Linked DNA regions of Homo sapiens: region 1 is linked to region 2. The links are chromatin contacts, found by Hi-C in ENCODE. All regions are on one chromosome and are shown on one strand. The core of a region is the stretch at or near the end of the contact, and the rest is flanking DNA. Distances in the headings are between cores, read along the strand shown.

Region 1 (2,818 bases), core at 83-2,582, 91 kb before region 2:
TGAGAGAATGGGCTGTCAGAATCAATAAGTTTTCTTTCGCTTGGGATATGGGCATGTGGTAGTAATTAGCAATATAAGGTCTTTAGTTGAGCAACCAAGCATGGATTCTGGCAGCAAACATAATGAGAAACTACAGTTGTTCTATTTCTAACGTCAAAAAGTTTCCAGATAAAATTAAATGCATTTGCAAAAGGAAAGCAGCTAAACTTTGTTGAAAGATAAAGTTCAGACTCTTAAAACAGTGTGCTGTGCTCTGAGTTTTTGTGTATGCATAAGTCCATGTGCTCTGCCCATGGACACACACATACATGTTCTCTGCTCCCCAGGACCCAATCAAATAAATGCCCAGAAAGAAATTAGAATGTATACATAGTTAAGGGATTTGTTTACTTGTGCATATTTTATTCAGAAATGATTTCTCTAACAATATATTAACTTGTCAGAGAACTCAAGGTAACTCATGATCTAAAGCTACAGAGACATAAAACTTTGAAATTCAAAGATTATTTAAAGTACAAAATTTAGGCAGAGAAGATCAGGGTTTTGTTTGTACAACACCCAAATTCAGGATATTTGAGAATATGAAGATTTCATTGGCATTTCATTTTCAGTTTTAATCAATGTGTTTGGCATAATATAAACATTTCAAGTAGCATTCTCAAAGCCTCTTCACCATCAACACTATTTCAAGGGCCTAGAGTGCCTTACCCAACATTTTCATCACCTCCTGAAGGATACCCAGTCCCTGCAGTAGGTATGGGTAATTGTGCACATGTGCGTGTGTGTTGGCTATTTCATGTATGTTATGATGGATTGGAGCATCTAAGAATAGGGGTTTGGGTGTCCACAACCAAGGGTTCAGTGAGTAGCTGAGGCAGGTAATCTCTCTGAGTTGGAGGGATTAGAGCTCTCTGGGCTCTTGGGCTGATACCCTAAATCTTATTCATAAGGGAGCCCTCCTGCAGCCCAGCCTGCCTCCCAAGGCCACTGCCTCCTCCTCCTTTCCTTTGTGTAAGGTCAAAGCTGCTTAGAGACAGGGAAGGCCTGAGGGCTGGTGACGCTCCCATGGCCTTTGGGATCCCCAGCTCTCTCCTCCCTCTCACAGCCCCTTGCAGTTTCCCCCAGAGGTCTCCTCCCTGAGTGTGATTCATTCCACTCCTGGTTAGTTTATGAGAACTGACAAGATCGTGGTCCAAGGTCACATGGCCAAGGGCCATGGAAAATAATCAGTCACAGAGAGGAATCCATCTGCTGTAACCCCCTTGTTAGAGGGAGTCCAGCCGGGAGCCACCCAGACCTTGTGTTTCCCATGTTGGGACTTGAGTGACTCAAGTTTGAGGCAATCCTAGGCCCAGGTGTTTGGGACAGAGAGAATGGGATGGGTTTGGATTATTCTACTGATTCCTGGTAGCCAAATGCTGACAGGGCACACGAGAGGGGAATGAGTCATGAAAGACTAGATGTAGCCAAGGTGGGAGAGGAAAGTGAGTGTAATTAACTTGAAGGAAGGTCCTCAGGATGAAGCTGCTGAGCCGCCATTCTGGTTTGGGGAATAGTTGTCATGGACTAACCCGTCTCTTGCTCCAATTCAAGAAAGCTGCCTGTGAAACTTAAATGCTGTGGCTTCTCTTGGAACATTTGCCTATAGAGACAGGAGTGCCACACACTTCCTGAAATGAGAATGTGAATCAGTGCAGCCTAAAGCCCCAGGACTGCCTTCTCTGGCAATAGTAATACCTACAAATATTTGCATATTTCAGAATCCTCACATTGATCCTGTGAGAAAGGTATTACCATCATCTCCATTTGGAATGAGTGAAGAAACTGAGGAACAGGGAGGTTAAGTAACTTGCCTGACATCACGCAGCTAGTAAAGAGTTGGGCTGGGGTTTGAACCTGGACAGCCTGCTTCCCTGCGTCCTGCTGCCTCTCCATGTCATCTCTTGAGACTCCATTCTGCTCTAAACTCAGTGATCTCCTATTGTTTGTATCTTCCTCCACCTTTCCGTATAAGGGGAGCCAGAGTACCGTGCTCATGATGGAGAGGAAGAGAAAGGCATGAGCTTCACTTTGGGGCTGTCTCCTCTCCCCTCCTGCCCACCCACTACCCCTAAGGGTCCTGGCCCCAGGATTGAGGGGAAAAAGATGGAGAGGGGACAAAACCATTCCTTCCTTTATTTTTCCCATTTGGTTAGACTAGAATTCTAATTCCCTCTTGAACACTTCTAGCAATGAAAGGCTCTCAAGGACAGACAGATGAACCACACCTAAAGTGAGAATTGTGCCTTTTTTGTGGATTTCAACATTTTCTTCCCCTTCCTGGCTCCATCCTTTAAAGGTAGTTCCATGGAGAATTGTAGTGATCTGCTAAACTTGGACTTCCCTGCTGGGCAGATCTCACCTGCAGAGCCTTCTATACCCTTGCAGATGGAACCACCTGTTCCCTTTCACTCCTTAGTTAGTCTGCCGCACAGCACAGAGCAGTATCTGGAGGTGGTTTCTTCCTTATCAGTGAAAGGCACAGTAGAGCCCCACGTGACCAGTTCTGCAGGGTGCATTCTGTGTGTTTGTTTCATAGCTTTGACTTGGAATATTCACCCTCAGGAGCCTGTATCCCGCTGGAGGGAGTTAGGGCTGTCTGCCTTCAACCTCGGATGTGGTCTCCACATTGGAAAGAGCCTTACATTCAGAGAGATGGGGACAGTTTGTCATGCTTTTCTATTTAAATATGAAACTAGAGTACTTAATTATCTTCTTTATTGTAAATGCTCATATTTTAAAGAGGATTCCATACTTTAGAAGAAATAATTGAGTATTC
Region 2 (2,908 bases), core at 187-2,686:
ACCTTAATTGCCTAGCCTTGGAGGACATTATGCTTAGTGAAATAAGCCAGGCAAACATCGCATGTTCTTATTTACATGTGGAACCTACAAAAGTTAAACTCATAGAAGCAGAAAGTGGAATGGTGGTTAACAGGGGCTGGGGTTGGGAGGGATTGGGGAGATGTCCATCTAAAACATGAAATTTCAGTTAGACAGGTGGAATAAGTTCAAGAAATCTATTGTTCAATGTGGTGACTATAGTTAAAAATGAATTATATACCAGAAAATTGCAAAGACAGATTTTTTTTTTTTTTTTTTTGAGACAATGTCTTGCTCTATTGCCCAGGCTCCCAGGCTGGAGTGCAGTGGCACAATCTCGGCTCACTGCAACCTCCACCTCCTGGATTCAAGCGATTCTCCTGCCTCAGCCTCCCAAGGAGCTGGGATTACAGGTGCATGCCACCATGACTGGCTAATTTTTTTATTTTTAGTAGAGACAGGGTTTCACCATGTTGGCCAGGCTGGTCTCAAACTCCTGGCCTCGTGATCTATCCACATCAGCCTCCCAAAGTGTTGGATTACAGGCGTCAGCCGCCACACCCAGCCAAGACAGTAGATTTTAAGTGTTCGTACCACAAAAGGTGTGCTTCAGTTTCTTTATCTGTATAATGTATATGTTAATTAGCTTGATTCAACTATTCCACATTGTATATGTATTTCAATGTGTTGCATACCACACATATAATACAATTATTATTTGTCAATTAAAAATAAAAATTAAATTAAAAAAGAATCCAACTTTAGTTCATGAAGTAATCAAACTTTATCTTTTCACAAGTCTATTCAGGCTTATTATCATGTCATCATCTCTTTAGTATAGACCTTGGGCTCTGGTGCCAGGCTATGTGAATTCAATCTCAGCTTTGGTACTTTTAGCTGTGTGGCCTTGGGCAGGTCACTTAACTTCTCTGTGCTTCAGTTTCCTTATCTGTAAAATAGAAATAATAATCATACCTCCTTCAAAGGGTTGTTTGAGGATCAAATATGTTTAATGCTTATAAAATACTTAGAACCACACCTGACATGTAGTCTGTTCTCTATAGATGTTAGCTATATGATTGTTACCGTTATTATCATTATGTGTTAAGAGCAACAAAGGGGGAGGGAAAATGGCCAAAGGAAGTGGACGCAGAGTTACTTTCCCCAACTTGGATGCTTTCTACTTTCCTGTTCTTCCTGTGCCAAGGCAGATTGATTGGGTTCTTAGCCACATTGCCACTCAGGGTCAACAGTCAGCTAGGATTTCTTTTTATTTTTTTTTTAATTTTTTTGAGACATAGATGACAGCTGGCATTTAAAGAAAGAGTGGAGAATTTGCTAGGATAGAGCAAGCATTGGACTTGGATTCAGAAGTCCTGGGGCTGGCTGAATCCCAGCATGGAATGACTGGGCAGTCCACGACAACCTCCTCAGTTTACAGATGAGGACACTGAGTCCCAGAGATTTAGGCTGCAGGATCTCCAAGACCTCGTGTGGATCCAAAAGTCTTAACATTGGTTTCCAATGAGTGCCAATTATAAATCAAGTCCTGTGAAAACATAAAAAGGAACCTAAGAATCAAATGGTCAAGAATTGTGTTTATTTCTGCAGCCCTGGTCAAGAAAAGGCCATGTTCATAGCTGGCATTCAGTTTCCTGTTGGGAGTGGTAAAGGCAACAAGCCAGGGATTTTGTTAGTTCTTGGATCCAGAAGGTTGTAGGGTTGTTCCAGTGAATTTTATCACCTCCCCAGTACTGAAAGGGCACAGGCCTCTTGTGCTGTTCTAGGCACTGTGATTTCAAATAGTGCTTGAATGATCTTATTTTTCTTATCCAGAATATCTTTGACACAGCTAATGCACTGTGGAATCACCTATGGACATTCAAGTCAGATTAGGGGATTTTCTTTTTGAGTGCTTCATCTCATTCTCCTTCTACCTACCTATTGCTTCAATAAGCTCTACTCACCCCCTTCCAGTGGTCAGCTGAGCTTTGCTCCATAGTGAGAAGAAAACCATCATTTAGTGCATGTTCTCAGGGCTGGATAGCATGGGAATTGGTCCAGTCAGCTTTGGAGTAAAATAAGCTGTGAAACTCCAGAGGGGGTTTGACAGAGGAACCCACTGACTCGTGGCTTTCGTTTTTCCCTCTCTGCAGACCTCCTCAACTCTGTCTCCCTTTGGCTGCCCAGAAAAGGTGCTTTCAGAGTGACAAGCTTGATATTTTTATTTGACTGAGAAACGACATACTTCTGCCCCCTCAAATATATATTTGACCAGACTGTGGGAATTTTGGTGTTGTATTTAACTTCCCCACCAAGGGCCCAGGGCTCATTGCCCACATGTCCCCACGAGTAGCATCAAAGGCTGTTCTCAAAAATGAAAGACGAATGAGCAGACACAGTGTGTCACATCAGCAACTTTTTTCCCAGTTTCTTTGTAAATGGAAGTTTATGAAAAGGAGCACTAACTCAAATCACAGAATCCTGTGTTTGAAATAAATGGTCTTGCAACAAACATTTCCGTCTGCAAATGTCTAAACCTTTCAAAAGATTAAAGGAAATTAATGCTGGCGTGTTTCATTAATTTGGCACCACCGTGGAGGAAATGTGGTACTCATTTCATTTGGGTGGATTATGAAACGTGTCAGTTTTTCCATTCTCTTTCTCCAGGGCATTTTTTTACTGCAAGGCCTGTCATGATGACATCACAGATCCCAAAAGAATAAAAAAATGTGGCTGCAAACGGCGTAAGTAGTGTTTCTCTCCCTGTCCCCTCCCTTTCTCATTCCTATTCCCCAAATTCCTTTTCCTTCCCTTTTCTTATTAGAGAAACACTAAACATCGAGAGTTTTCTTGAGTATGTTTATGTTTCACCCAGCAGTTTAAAGAA

What was found. Hi-C counts contacts between places; a loop is a spot of excess contacts on that map. Pooled maps may share reads with other maps.
Region 1: a loop to region 2 is called in a map of gastrocnemius medialis, with 2.8 times the contacts of the local background. The contact joins two enhancer-like sites. A Hi-C loop is called at or near these places in 25 of 168 maps with a recorded cell type or tissue (A673, Caco-2, Calu3 and 21 more), 15 of 37 single-sample maps with no recorded cell type and 25 of 50 pooled maps.

Annotation. Positions count from the first base shown.
Region 1 is chr10:77,103,110-77,105,927 of GRCh38, reverse strand. The region is part of intron 9 of KCNMA1 (potassium calcium-activated channel subfamily M alpha 1); the gene reads left to right. Among named protein-coding and RNA genes, the nearest start is that of KCNMA1-AS2, 36 kb to the left of the region's middle. Within about 2 kb of position 1,332, at least 5 of the 41 ENCODE cell types and tissues checked have a DNase peak (open chromatin) inside an H3K27ac peak, as active enhancers do; they include ascending aorta, where a contact is called at or near this core.
Region 2 is chr10:77,011,824-77,014,731 of GRCh38, reverse strand. It overlaps KCNMA1 (potassium calcium-activated channel subfamily M alpha 1), which reads left to right. Exons shown (of 28, transcript NM_001161352.2): 18 at 2,689-2,765. Among named protein-coding and RNA genes, the nearest start is that of KCNMA1-AS1, 130 kb to the right of the region's middle. Within about 2 kb of position 1,436, at least 2 of the 41 ENCODE cell types and tissues checked have a DNase peak (open chromatin) inside an H3K27ac peak, as active enhancers do; they include ascending aorta, where a contact is called at or near this core.